Linked DNA regions of Homo sapiens: region 1 is linked to region 2. The links are chromatin contacts, found by Hi-C or POLR2A ChIA-PET in ENCODE. All regions are on one chromosome and are shown on one strand. The core of a region is the stretch at or near the end of the contact, and the rest is flanking DNA. Distances in the headings are between cores, read along the strand shown. Region 1 holds the start of ARFGAP2 (ARF GTPase activating protein 2). Region 2 holds the start of PSMC3 (proteasome 26S subunit, ATPase 3).

What was found. Hi-C counts contacts between places; a loop is a spot of excess contacts on that map. ChIA-PET counts read pairs that join two places held with the same protein, here RNA polymerase II (POLR2A). Pooled maps may share reads with other maps.
Region 1: a loop to region 2 is called in a map of B cell, with 26 times the contacts of the local background. The contact joins the promoter of ARFGAP2 here to the promoter of PSMC3 in region 2. A Hi-C loop is called at or near these places in 15 of 168 maps with a recorded cell type or tissue (B cell, CD14-positive monocyte, CD4-positive, alpha-beta T cell and 8 more), 25 of 37 single-sample maps with no recorded cell type and 24 of 50 pooled maps. POLR2A ChIA-PET finds 5 or more read pairs at or near these places in 4 of 52 experiments (AG04450, CD4-positive, alpha-beta memory T cell, K562 and 1 more).

Annotation. Positions count from the first base shown.
Region 1 is chr11:47,171,854-47,178,638 of GRCh38, reverse strand. It overlaps ARFGAP2 (ARF GTPase activating protein 2), which reads left to right and starts at 1,760. Exons shown (of 16, transcript NM_032389.6): 1 at 1,760-1,857; 2 at 2,005-2,123; 3 at 2,716-2,788; 4 at 3,326-3,457; 5 at 3,541-3,624; 6 at 4,799-4,880; 7 at 5,157-5,213; 8 at 6,306-6,358. The coding sequence starts at 1,786. It overlaps PACSIN3 (protein kinase C and casein kinase substrate in neurons 3), which reads left to right. Exons shown (of 11, transcript NM_016223.5): 10 at 152-273; 11 at 593-1,117. The coding sequence ends at 708. RefSeq lists enhancers at 633-682, 763-812, 660-1,241, 1,783-2,012 and a silencer at 1,303-1,732.
Region 2 is chr11:47,422,883-47,430,137 of GRCh38, reverse strand. It overlaps PSMC3 (proteasome 26S subunit, ATPase 3), which reads left to right and starts at 3,699. Exons shown (of 12, transcript NM_002804.5): 1 at 3,699-3,933; 2 at 4,188-4,271; 3 at 4,892-5,017; 4 at 5,427-5,531; 5 at 5,647-5,709; 6 at 5,955-6,092; 7 at 7,165-7,255. The coding sequence starts at 3,859. RefSeq lists silencers at 3,461-3,590, 3,861-4,072 and an enhancer at 3,691-3,890.

The sequences.
Region 1 (6,785 bases), core at 511-3,010, 250 kb after region 2:
GCATGGCGAGGTAGAGCTAGAATCTTTAGTACCTCACCTGACTCTCCCAGGTGCCTCTGGGGGTAGGGAGGCCTTTGCCCTGATCCTGGGTGAGATCTCCAGCCCCGTGTTCCTTGCACTCTGAGCTGCTCCCTTTGCCTCCCCTCTCCAGCACGGGGCAGGATGAGGAGTGGTCAGATGAAGAGAGTCCCCGGAAGGCTGCCACCGGGGTTCGGGTGAGGGCACTCTATGACTACGCTGGCCAGGAAGCTGATGAGCTGAGCTTCCGAGCAGGTACCCTGGGACCCCTTTCCTAGCTTCAGCCTCTGCCTTATCTGCCTGAGCAGGGGTGTCAGAAAGGGAAGCCAAATACCCACTTCTTAAGGGCCAGTCCTCTGTCCCTTCAGCTGTTCCAGGTCCAGATAGCTGGTGCCTGGTGGCTGCATTCAGGGTCTGGGGTGGGGCAGCTTGCTGACCTTGACCTGCCTCTGCCTGAGCCATGTCTTTGCTAGCTGGGCTCTGGGACCACACCATCCCCCTCAGTCCTTGACCCAGTTGCAGGAACAGGGCCTGGGCCAGGGCCACTGGCAGTGACCAATCCCCTTTCCCCCAGGGGAGGAGCTGCTGAAGATGAGTGAGGAGGACGAGCAGGGCTGGTGCCAAGGCCAGTTGCAGAGTGGCCGCATTGGCCTGTACCCTGCCAACTACGTGGAGTGTGTGGGCGCCTGAGTGTCCTGACAGCCCTTCTGCAACGTTTACCCACCCTGGTTCAGAGCCCAGCTTCTCCTGGAGAGCCGGACCCTCAGGGCCCTGAACCGTCGCTCTCTGGCTGCTCCTCTGTCCCTTGAGGGAGGAAGTCCTGGGACCCAGGGAGGGGAGGGGCCTTTGTCTAGGGAAGGGACTGGTAGGGAAGGGACGAGTCTAGGCTGAGGGCAAGATGGGAGGTCAGAGGTGACAGAAGCGTTCAGGGGTGCCTGGGCCTCCCCAGGAGCTGTGGACTCAGTTCCTGACCTCTGCTTTGGGGTTCCTGGGGTGGGCTTGGGGTGAGTGTAGTTCTGGCCTAGCAGCACCCTCTTGTGGCTTGTTCTAGCGTGTATTAAAACTTGACACACACCCACACACAAAAACAAAAACACCACTGTCGGGCTCATGTGCATTTTTTTGATAGGACACCCTTGCCAGGCCACCAGAGGGCATCTAGAGAGAGGCCTAGCGTCTGTTATGGGGCCGGGGTTGGAAAAGGGTTTGCCTGCTTGGTACCTGCTCTGGAACTTCGAGATACTAATCTGGAGTGGAGGGGACTCGCTGTCAGGCTTGCTGTTAACCGAGAACGGCTGAAGGCTGGGCGAGACGCGGGCCAATGCGTCTGCCCGTTCGGGCCGGAGGGACGAGGAGTGTTTGGGCAGCCTAATCCTTATTCATCGATCTGTAATTAGCTGGAGTGGGGGTCCCCGCCCCCAGCCTCCCGCAGCCTGCGCGGCGTGGGGGCGACTCCACCTGGGGGTTGCGGCGTGGGAGGGGCGGGGGGAAGGGTACTACGCGCGCGAGGAGGTTTGGGCCGGTCCGCGCGCCGTCGCCCCGCCCCGGCTGCGGATTGGCCCGGCGCGGCGTTGATTCTTGCGGCCGCGGTTGTCGTCGCCGCCCCCGTCCCGCCGGCTGCCCATTGGTCCAGATCGGACTCCAATCACCCCACCCCTCGGCTGGCCCAGGCACCGCTGAGGCCGGCCTGGTGAGCCCGCCCTCCCCGCCGTGGATTGGCCCGCGGCGGGACCCGTCAGCCGCGGTTGTGTCTGGGAAGGAGAGAAAATGGCGGCGGAGCCGAACAAGACCGAAATCCAGACTCTTTTTAAGAGGCTTCGCGCAGTTCCAACCAACAAGGTGCGTGAGCAGGGGGCGCGCGGAGTCTCTCGTCCCGCTGGGGCCTGAGGGAGGGAGAAGGGCGGAGGTGGGTTATGTTTCTGGGGTGTCGGTGCCTGGCCTTTACTCGGGGCCCCTGACGATTCGCTCATCGCCGCCTCCACCCAGGCCTGTTTCGACTGCGGCGCCAAGAATCCGAGTTGGGCCAGCATCACGTACGGTGTTTTCTTGTGCATTGACTGTTCCGGGGTGCACCGCTCCCTGGGCGTCCATCTGAGCTTCATCAGGTAGGCTCTCCGCGCGGTTGCCGTGTTTCCACCCGGCCGGCCAGGGGTGTCTGGGCAACAAGGGAGAGTGGCTGCCTCGACTTGGGCCGCTCTGAATTCGGTGGGAAGCCTCTGGGCCGAGAGGGTCCGGTAGCCTCCTGCCAGAGGGAACCACCTGTGTGGGCCCTTTGGCACATGGGCGGTCCGTCTCCGCCTCTGGGCCAAAACTTCCTCTTTTTTGACGGTCAGGCTTGAGACTCTGAGCGTTAGTTGAGGGGAAAGGGAGGCATTGACCTTGTTGTTGCTGATATGTTGTTAGACCAGTATGTCTCTAGTGAGACTGTGACCATCCATTAGGGGAAAGCCAAATCCAGGCGTGCGTGCCTGAGAATGTGACCTCCTTTCGGATCTGGGGACATAATTAGTACTCTTTGGAGTAAATGAACGAAGAGGAGAGTTTTCATGGACAGGGTAGTGTGGAGGAAATGGGGTGATGGCTGATTAATGTTTCCTGGGTGCCTACAGCAGCCTGAGGCCAAGTGACAGGTATCCGGGTTGCCAGGGAAATCCTGCTGGTATCTGCTAGTGGGTGAGACGCAGCCCTTGTACACAGGTCCACAGAGTTGGATTCCAACTGGAACTGGTTCCAGCTGAGGTGTATGCAGGTCGGCGGGAATGCCAATGCGGTAAAGCTCCTTCTACTTCCCTCACCTTCCATTCTTCTGCCTGGTTACTAACTTTGCACGACTCCCTAAGAGGCCCTGTCGTTTTCCCTGTTCAGAGGGTTCTCTGTTCTATAACACCACCATAAGCTATTTTCTGAAAACTTCGAAACTGGTCACAGCTTCTCTTAAATGGGTTTCAGATTCCAATTAAACTGGGCAGGTGTTCTTGGGGAAAAGCCACAGGAGTTGGGAGCCTTCACAGTCATTGGGTCTTGTGGGCCTGCCCTGGATGAAGGATGGGGAGGCTGGGTATGGGATGTTGTGCTCAGGCAGCGTTCAGTGGGGCCTGGACTTCAGTCATATCAGAGGATGGCCCGCTGCAAGGTGTTTTTTGCAGGAATTTCGAGAAACTTTATCTCTGAAAAACCGGTGTCAGTAGCGTGTATCATCCTGTATAGATAATAACTTCGCTGTCATAAGGAGATGTCTCCTACAGCCAACACGTTTCCTTCTTGAGAATCACCCGTAGCACGCGCTGCTCTCTTCTTTGCTCTCCAGACGGCTTTTTTTCGCCAACATGGATGCACAGCCAATGATGCCAACACCAAATATAATAGCCGAGCTGCCCAGATGTACCGGGAGAAGATCCGGCAGCTGGGGAGTGCGGCCCTGGCTAGGCATGGCACTGATGTAAGTGCCTGTTCTTGGGGCTGGGGCAGGAGGGTTAGGAGTATTCAGAGCCCTGTGTTTTAGGGGTGTCTTCTCCTTTCTAGCTTTGGATAGACAACATGAGTAGTGCCGTTCCTAATCACTCCCCAGAGAAGAAGGACTCTGATTTCTTCACAGAACACACTCAAGTGAGTGCCCACAAGGAACCGTTTTCCCAGTTGTTCTTGACAGGCAATTTACCAAGGCCCAGGCCTTCTGTGATCATGGTTGTAGATTCCATTTGCTTTGATGTGATGTCTTGGACACCACGTATGAAGTCCACTGTTCCTGCTGGGTAGGCCTAGGTGTTTCCTCCTCCATAAATGGAGGTGCAGTGTAGCCCTCCTTAGAAATCGACTCCTATAAATTGGGCTGGCGGGGAAGAGAGGCAGCTTCTTGAAGTTTCAAGAGGTGTCCGGTGCCCCAAACAAATTTTCCTGGATTCTTCCCCTATAAGAAAGGCACTGTGGGCCGGGCGCAGTGGCTCACGCCTGTAATCCCAGCACTTTGGGAGGCCGAGGCGGGTGGATCATGAGGTCAGGAGATCGAGACCATCCTGGCTAACAAGGTGAAACCCCGTCTCTACTAAAAATACAAAAAATTAGCCGGGCGCGGTGGCGGGCGCCTGTAGTCCCAGCTACTTGGGAGGCTGAGGCAGGAGAATGGCGTGAACCCGGGAAGCGGAGCTTGCAGTGAGCCGAGATTGCGCCACTGCAGTCCGCAGTCCGGCCTGGGCGACAGAGCGAGACTCCGTCTCAAAAAAAAAAAAAAAAAAAAAAAAAAAAAAAAAAAAAAAGGCACTGTGCTTGGGGACAGTGAAAGGATTCTCTCCTCCCCGCCCCACCCCTTTGAGGAGGGTTTCCTCTTTACTGGCCCTGGGTGCTGAAGTTAGACTCTTGGCTTCAATTCCTGTTCTCTACTCCGCATTCCTGTGATGGTGGCCAAGTCACTCAACCTGTCAAAACCTCAGTTTCTAAAATGGCGATGTAGCTCCTTCATAGGGGTTGTAGTGATAATTAAATATATTCATATATGAGGAGCCTTTAGATCTGTGCCTGCCTAGGTGGTGGTAGTTAACTGTCTTTAAGTTAGGAGAATGGGCTCTGGCTCTAAGTAAATAGTGAAGGGGTTGGGGTGGGGGCTGCTTGTCTTCCTGCTTTCTTCCACAGTGAATAGCAACTGTGATCTTGTTTGCTACCCTCCAGTCCCTTTCCTCATGGGTTTGGAGTATGATTTCTTGTCCACAAGGTGCTTGTAGGTCTTGGTGCTTCTTGCCAGCAGGAGTGGCTCACCGAGGCATCTGTGATCTGGCCTCCTTTTCAGCCCCCTGCCTGGGATGCGCCAGCCACTGAGCCTTCAGGGACCCAGCAGCCAGCCCCGTCTACAGAGAGCAGTGGCCTGGCACGTGAGTTCAGCCCAGATTCCAACCAGGTGCCCTGGTCCTAGGAGAGGACTCAGGGTTTGGAAGGGGACATCTGGCCATGACAATAGGAGCAGGGGTCCTCCTGTATCTTTGGGTGGGCCGGGATTCATTTTAATCCTTGGAGGAAGTGGTAGATATTCCTTTTATCTTTTGGTGGCAAGCTGAGGAAAGCCACCGATTCTTGTCCCATCACTTCTTTCAAGGGGAGGTTGCAGGAAGCTAGGAGCTCATCTCTAACTCCTACCATTGCATCCACAGAGCCGGAGCATGGCCCCAACACAGACCTGCTTGGCACCTCACCCAAAGCCTCACTGGGTCAGTATGCCAGCGGGCAGGCGTGGGGTGTCTGGGAGAGGGTGGACCTCAAATGTTCTTTTCAGAGGTCCTACTGCCTGGCCGTGTGGACAGAGGCCACAGGAGACTGAGCATCTATCTGATTCTCTGGAGTGGGGACTGTGATTGAAATAGTGGATGCAACACTGATTTTAGAGCCAAGCCCTTTGAATTGATGAATCTGGGTGGGCTGGTGTATAAGGCCTGGGGTCTGCCTCTGAGTGTGGGGCTGGGTCTAGCCAAAGTGTTGGGGAGGCCAGCATGAGACTGGACACCTATCCCTGGGCTCTGAGGCAGGGCTGGCTTGTCTGGTGCATTTCCGGGGGTGGAGGGACAGCTCTGAGCTGCCGAAGGCTGGAGGTGACATTGTTCTTTCTCAGCCAGTACCCCAGCCTGTCCTTTAACTCTTTCCTACATTTTCCTTAGTGTCTTTCAGACTTGGTTCAGGGCGAACAGTCCATTTGCTGACCTCGGTTTGTTCTGTTGACTCTTGGGGGTTGGGGCTGGAACCCAGCAGAGTGACTGTCAGACTGATCCATGAGAAGGCTGGCATAGCTTGGTCTGAAGCAGGGCTTCATAGAGACCGCTGGGCTTGGGAGCTCTGTGGAGGCTCTGGGGTGGGCCTCTTGTTAGCCACAAGTCTGTTTCTCCTCCAGAGTCCGTGTATCTGTCAGCTAAAGGGGCCCTTCCTGCCAGAGGTAACTGACAGCTGCTTGGGGAGCCCAGCCCCTGTTCTCAGCTTCCTGCTTTAGAAGCGGAGCCTGGTGCTCACCATATGCTCCCTGCCTCGCAGTCTTTGTTTTGGTTCAGGGAATTTGGACGTCTCTGGTGCTTCGGACGTCTCTGGTGCTTCAGGTCTAGGTTCCTGTCTCACTCTGCTGGGTGCCAGTAAATACCCCAGCCACGTCTGTCTTTGGCTTTGACACCGCTGGTTGGAGCTGGTGGTGGCAGCTTTGCCTTCCCTTGCCTGAAGCTGTTCTTAGGAGCTCTTGCCATGAAGCTGCATGGTGTATACTGAGCTACTGCCTCTGAGCTGCCTTTGTCTTAGCTCATGCCTACCCGTTTCTCACGCAGAACTGAAAAGCTCCATCATTGGCAAGAAGAAGCCAGCAGCAGCTAAGAAAGGGGTAGGTGGGGAGAGGTGGTATGGTAGAGGGGTTAGGAGCTGGGTGCAGGCTACCTGGGTTCACTCCTTGACCTTACCACTTACCAGCTATATGACTTTGGCAAAGGTACTGTGTTTCTCCGAACCTCGCCTGTGAAAGGGATTTAAAGATTTAAAGGGATTTAAAGCCTGTCTTCAAGGGCTGCTGGGAGGAGTCGGTGAGATGGAGCACATCTAGTGCTTGGCGGAGTGCTTGGCACATACTTGGCCCTGTCAGCATTAACTGCCGTCCTCAGGCCCGGGCTCTGCTGGGGCTGTGTGAGCCGCCCATGCCCAGCTCCAGCGGAGCACTATTGTCTTGGCCATGCTGGTTGGGCTCCTGTTTTTTACCCTAAATTTTAAGAAGGGCCTTTTCCTTGTGGGTGTGGCTACAGTGCCTGAACCTGGGA
Region 2 (7,255 bases), core at 2,450-4,949:
TGATAGGCAATGGAGGGAGTGAGAAATGGTCCTATTCAAGGGGGTTAGGAGGAGTTATATCTTTCGTTTTGGAAATTTTCAAATAGATACAAAAGGAGAGAAACCAATGATTTCCATCTCAGCCTTAACTATGCATTTCAGCACATGGACAATCTTGTTTACCCCCAAAAGCCCCACCAAGCTCCACACCCTCCGCTTGATTGTTTTGATTCAGATCTTACTATTTCTGAATTCTGGATATTTGTTTAAGGTAAAGTAATCCCAGCACTTTGGGAGGCCAAGACGGGTGGATCACCTGAGGTTAGGAGTTCAAGACCAGCCTGACCAACATGGAGAAACCCCACCTCTACTAAAAATACAAAATTAGCCAGGCATGGTGGTGCATGCCTGTAATCCCAGCTACTCGGGAGGCTGAGGCAGGAGAATTGCTTGAACCCAGGAGGTGGAGGTTGCAGTGAGCCCAGATCGTGCCACTGCACTCCAGCCTGGACAACAAGAGTGAAACTCTGTCTCAGAAAAAAAAAACCAAAAACACAAAAATTAGCTGGGTGTGGTGGTGTGCATCTGTAGTCCCAGCTACTCAGGAGGCTGAGGTGGGAGAATCACCACTGCACTCCAGCCTGGGTGACAGACTGAGACTCTGTCTCAAAACAAACAAACAAAAACAAAGAATGACTCCAGGGTTTTGGCCTGGTGGCTCTCACCCTAGCTTGATGCCAAGACAGAAACATCTGTTCTAGGCCTGGCCTAGACCTCTTCTCTCTAGAGGCCCAGATGGACCAGAGGTCCCTAATTCAGCCAACCTCTTTCTCCCTGAAGACATGCTCTGCTCCAGGTTCCCAGCTCCTTGCTGGGACTGACCTCCTGGTACTTCCTTGACCTTTTTGAGCAGAGTGAACCTTCATAAACTATTCTCCTTTTTCTCCCATCTCCCCAAGACATTCCTACTCCTGGGCTCCCAAGATAATCAATCCCTGTCATTCTAGCCAGGATTAAAGAAGGAGATGTTCAGGGCCGGGTGCAGTGGCTCACGCCTCTAATCCCAGCACTTTGGGAGGTGGAGGCGAGAGGATCATGAGGCGGTCGAGACCATCCTGGCCAACATGGTGACACCCCGTCTCTACTAAAATACAAAAATTAGCTGGGCTTGGTGGTGGGTGTCTGTAATCCCAGCTACTCAGGAGGCTGAGACAGGAGAATTGCTTGAACACAGGAGGCGGAGGTTGCAGTGAGCCAAGATCGCACCACTGAACTCAAGCCTGGGCGACAGAGCAAGACTTCGTCTCAAAAAAAAAAAAAAAAAAAAAAAAAGCAGGCCAAGGGCTTATACTTCAAAGGTGAAGGATAAATGAGGACCTGGATCATATATCTAGAGGGATGAGGTATCAGGGGTGGGGGGATTCCGTTAAACTGACTAGCAGGATTTTTGTGAAAACAGGGTTAGACAGGTTGATGACAGGGATGAAGGAACAGCCCACAAGGCCTAGTCAAAAAAAGATGGCTCAGGCCGGGCGCGGTGGCTCATGCCTGTAGTCCCAGCACTTTGGGAGGCCGAGGCGGGCGGATCACGAGGTCAGGAGATCGAGGCCATCCCGGCTAAAACGGTGAAACCCCGTCTCTACTAAAAATACAAAAAATTAGCCGGGCGTAGTGGCGGGCGCCTGTAGTCCCAGCTACTTGGGAGGCTGAGGCAGGAGAATGGCGTGAACCCGGGAGGCGGAGCTTGCAGTGAGCCGAGATCCCGCCACTGCACTCCAGCCTGGGCGACAGAGCGAAACTCCGTCTCAAAAAAAAAAAAAAAAAAAAAAAGATGGCTCAGAAGAGCCTACCTAAAAGTTGGTTAAGGGGAGAATGTCTGCATCCCTCCTAGGCCCAGGCTGGAGGCTTTCTAAACATATTCGTATTTGTCAGGATCTCCAAAAGTAGGCCCCAGAATGGGACCCAACTGACCCAGGCATAGTGGGACCAGCACAGATTGGACAGTCTTTCCCCTCTGGGCTTCTTGGCTCCTATCGGGCAACTCAAAGTGAGAATTTGGGGTCAGCAGTCCTAGTGCTGCCAGTGACTCACTGAATAACCTCCAGCAAGGCACTTAACCTCTCTGAGCCTCCCTATGCTTATTTAAATTTGAGAATGGTAATTCAGTCTGTCCACAAGGCAGGCTTGTTGAGAGAATGGAATAAAGCACTGTTACTTGAGGAGACGCTTTGTCAGCCTGAGTGAGCAGCTGTACATGTTGTTATTTAAAGAAAAAAATTCTGCTTTCAACCGTGTTCCAAAAAAAACTACTGCAAAGGCTAGGTGTAGTGGTTCATGCCTATAGTACCAACACTTTAGGAGGCTGAGGCAGGAAGATCACTTACGCCCAGGAGTTTGAGACCAGCCTGGTCAACATGGTGAAACCTTGTCTCTACTAAAAATACAAAAATTAGTTGGGCGTGGTGGTGGGTGCCTGTAATCCCAGCTACTTGAGAGGCTGAGGCAGGAGAATCCATTGAACCCGGGAGGCGGAGGTTGCGGTAGGGAGAGACCGCGCCACTGCATTCCAGCCTGGGCGACAGAGCGAGACTCCGTCTCAAAAAACAAAAAACAAACAAGCAAACAAAAAAAAGGCAACGATTGCACAGATTTTCATCAGGTTAACAGAGTGTTTGTGATGGTTTGACTTGAAATATAAGCTATGTTGCTTACATGAAGTTCCCTTTAAAGGGGCTCCAGGGCTCACCTCAAAGGATAAGGAGAGATCATTTAAAATAGCCGACAAGGGTACAACGAATGAGTCTCCCATGATCCGGAGACCCGCTCTGCTCACTGAGATTACTAACCATGGTCAGAGAAAACAAACAATTGCAGATACGAGACATAATTTTTTTTGAGACGGAGTCTCGCTCTGTCGCCCAGGCTGGAGTGCAGTGGCGCGATCACGGCTCACTGCAAGCTCCGCCTCCGAGGTTCATGCCATTCTCCTGGCTCAGCCCGGAGTAGCTGGGACTACGGGCGCCCACCACCACGCCCGGCTAATTTTTTGTATATTTAGTAGAGACGGGGTTTCACCGTGTTAGCCAGGATGGTCTCGATCTCCTGACCTCGTGATCCGCCCGCCTCGGCCTCCCAAAGTGCTGGGATTACAGGCGTGAGCCACCGCGCCCGGCCCGAGTCATAATGTTTTTAATCGTAGAGGCTGATGGTCAATTGAGTTCTTCCCACGTGGACAATTCCGTGAAGCCTGCTCTGACGTTAGGAGCAGCAGCGATTTCTCTTTAAAGCTGGTTAATGATTCCCTCCCGTAACTCCGGGTGGCCAGCTTGTACTTAAATAATTGTAAAAATGCGGACTGAGGTGGCATGCCTTTTTGGCCCTTTGCACACGGCTGGCCTATGTCGTTTATTAATTGGGAGGCAGTGTCATTGTGTAAATCCCCTTATTCCTAGCGGGGTCACGGTCTGAGTTTGAACGCGCCCCTCCGCAAGCATCTGTCACGGGCCAGATTAAAGACTACATTTCCCAAAGGCCCTCGCGGATCCCACCCTTCTCCCTCCCTTTCCGGTTTTACACATAGGCCCCGCCCCCAACGCGCGTGTCGGCCAATAGCGGCCCCACCTCTCGCGCCCGGCAAAAATAGGACGCGGGCGGGAACGTTTCGGGGTCCGCGGGGGCGGGGCCTGTGGCCAGGGGTTGGTCTTTGGAATCGGAGAGGCAGATTCGCTGCTCCGCAGCACGGCCGGAGCTGGTCGGGTCAAGAGTCGGGATTTGTGGGGAGAGGTTTTCCACTGGTCAAGAGAAGGCTTTAAGAAAGACGGTATTAATCTCCCGTTGCGGCTCCCGCCTGGTCCCATCTTCTGCCCGCTCCTCCAGGAAATGAATCTGCTGCCGAATATTGAGAGTCCAGTGACTCGGCAGGAGAAGATGGCGACCGTGTGGGATGAGGCCGAGGTGGGCACCGGGCGAGCTGGCGGTCCGGGAACCGGGGCCCGCAGGGAGACGCCATTGACAAGAGGGAAGGAGGTGGCTGGGGGTCAAGGTCTGGCCCGATCCCGGGGACGGGGTTGTTTGGGATGTGGGCAGGGGTCCTGACTCCATCCTGGTTTTATGGGCGTGGAAACTGAGGCTGTGAGTGGGTTCGGAGAACGAGGGATGCTTGTCCTGAGTAAAAGTAAATATATAAATAAACAAATAATTTTTTACAGCAAGATGGAATTGGGGAGGAGGTGCTCAAGATGTCCACGGAGGAGATCATCCAGCGCACACGGCTGCTGGACAGTGAGATCAAGGTGGGCGCACAGCTCCTGTGCGGGCGATGGAGCCCCCACAGGACAGGCCCCGGCGATCCGAGTCGCCTCTCGTACTTCCTAATCGGGCACCCTGGGGGAGACATGGGGCTCGGGCTTCCCCCTCATATCAGGAAGAGAGGAAAGAAAACTAAGCCTTAAAAGGGACAAGAAGACAGGTAGGGGGTGGTGGGAGGCCTGGGCTGAGATGAGAAGTTATCAGATTGCCTTTCCCAGTGAGAACTGGGAATAATCCTCTCAAGAATCCTTCTTTTAGTAAAATGCCTATTTTACAGATGAGGAGACAGGCCCAGAGAGGTTTGTACTGCGATAAAGCACCCAGTTCTTACTATGAGGCAGAACCTAAAACCTATGTTTGCCTCTCTCGGAGGCCTGCTTTTATTCCAATACTACCACTATTTCACCAGGAGGTTTCCAAACTGGCCTCCTCTTTTGACTTCTGCAGGATGTGGACACAGTCAGACTCTGCCTTCAGAGAGCCTCAGAGCTGGATGAATGGATGCGGGAGGGTCCCCTGGGCACCCTGGACCTCACTAGTTACAGGGCTCTAGCATAAGCTGTGCCAGGGTTTATATTTGCTTCTCCTCCCCTCCTGATCTCAGATCATGAAGAGTGAAGTGTTGAGAGTCACCCATGAGCTCCAAGCCATGAAGGACAAGATAAAAGAGAACAGTGAGAAAATCAAAGTGAACAAGACCCTGCCGTACCTTGTCTCCAACGTCATCGAGGTGTGTGTGTATGTGGAGGGGAAGAGAGGGAGTCAGCAGGGAATGGGGACAGCCTGGGGTGGGGCCACTAGGGAAAGAGTGGGTGGAGGTATTGAGGCCAAACTGCATGTCAGAGCTACACCTCCTGGGGCACTTTCATGGGGAAGACGGGGCCTGCAAAGTCCTGGGAGGTCTCACGTGTCTCCTTTTCTGTTGGTTATGTCTCCTCCGGGGTAGATGAGCCCTGTGCAGAGGAGCAGCACCTACACAGAGATCAATCCCTGGGCTTAGCAGGGGCACCCACGTTTGGTGGGCTCAGGGCTATTGGAGGAGGGAGGTAAGGATGGCCAGCCCTGCAGGTATTAGGAACTGTCTTAGGAAGCACTGGGCCTTGGGGAGTTCAAGGAGCTGAGTATTTTTTCCTTCCCAGCTCCTGGATGTTGATCCTAATGACCAAGAGGAGGATGGTGCCAATATTGACCTGGACTCCCAGAGGAAGGGCAAGTGTGCTGTGATCAAAACCTCTACACGACAGGTGAGCGTGGCTCAGCAATGAGAGACTGGAGGAGGGTGAGGAGCGGATGTGGGACAGGACTAGGGAGCCTTCCCTGAGGACACTAACTGAGACTGCCCCTGTAACTTGTCCACAGACGTACTTCCTTCCTGTGATTGGGTTGGTGGATGCTGAAAAGCTAAAGCCAGGAGACCTGGTGGTGAGTGGGGCCTGAGCCCAGGCAGTGCTTTTCTGGTGACTAGCTGAGCCCCTGTACCCGCCCCAGGTCACTGTTGGCTCTGAATCTTGGCAGAACAGCTCCGAGAGTCTGGGATTCTGTCTACTTGCTGTTTGATTCTTGTATTGCCCAGTCCTGTGTCTTTCCCTCTGCAGACACCTGTCACCCAGTCAGTTGGGTAGCCCTTGAGCTGGGCCAAATCTGAAGGCCCTGTGCTGTGTCCTTAGGGTGTGAACAAAGACTCCTATCTGATCCTGGAGACGCTGCCCACAGAGTATGACTCGCGGGTGAAGGCCATGGAGGTAGACGAGAGGCCCACGGAGCAATACAGTGACATTGGGGGTTTGGACAAGCAGATCCAGGAGGTGAGGGAGGCACGGCAGCTGCCAGCAGCCTTGTCAGCCTTTTAGTTTCTCCACGCCATTGATGCAGCTCATCTCCCTAATGTGTCTTTCATCCTCATAGCAACCTAGGGAGGAAGGGAGGGGTGCCATGTGACAGGTGAGGAGACTGAAGCCCAGAGAGTTTAAATGCCTTGCCCAGGATCACAGAGAGACCAGAGCCAGGACTGGAGCCCAGGCTCCTGGTTCTTGGCCCAGTGTCCTTTTTTTTTTTTTTTCCGAGATGGAGTTTTGCTTTTACTGCCCATGCTGGAGTGCAATGGCACGATCTCGGCTCACCGCAACCTCTGCCTCCCGGGTTCAAGCAATTCTGCCTCAGCCTCTCGAGTAGCTGGGATTACAGGCATGCGACACCAAGCCTGGCTAATTTTAGCGGAGTATTTTTAGTAGAGACGGGGTTTCTCCATGTTGGTCAGGCTGGTCTCGAACTCCCAACCTCAGGTGATCCGCGTGCCTTGGCCTCCCAAAGTGCTGGGATTACAGGCATGAGCCACTGCTCCCAGCCCCTGGCCCGGTGTCTTTTCTGCCATATACTCCCGTTCCTGGAGAGTCCATAGCCAGCCTGGGTGGGGATGAGTGTTCTGTGTCCTCTTTTTTTTTTTTTTGTGACGGAGTCTTGCTCTGCCGCTCAGGCTGGCTGGTGTGCAGTGGCGTGATCTTGGCTCACTACGAGCTCCGCGTCCCGGGTTCATGCCATTCTCCTGCCTCAGCCTCCTGAGTAGCTGGGACTACAGGCACCCGACCACCCCGCCCGGCTAATGTTTTTGTATTTTTAGTAGAGACGGAGTTTCACCGTGTTAGCCAGGATGGTCTCGATCTCCTGACCTTGTGATCCGCCCGCCTCAGCCTCCCAAAGTGCTAGGATTACAGGCGTGAGCCACCGCGCCCAGCCTTGTGTCCTCTTGATATGGGGAAAGAAATGGGCGTGTCCCTGAGTTAGAGTAGGAGGGATGCAGATTGGGGTTGGAGCCATGAAGGGTTGGGCTGTAGAAGCCCTCAGGGCTTCATCTCCTCACCCAGGACTTCCTCCTGGCAGCTGGTGGAGGCCATTGTCTTGCCAATGAACCACAAGGAGAAGTTTGAGAACTTGGGGATCCAACCTCCAAAAGGGGTGCTGATGTATGGGC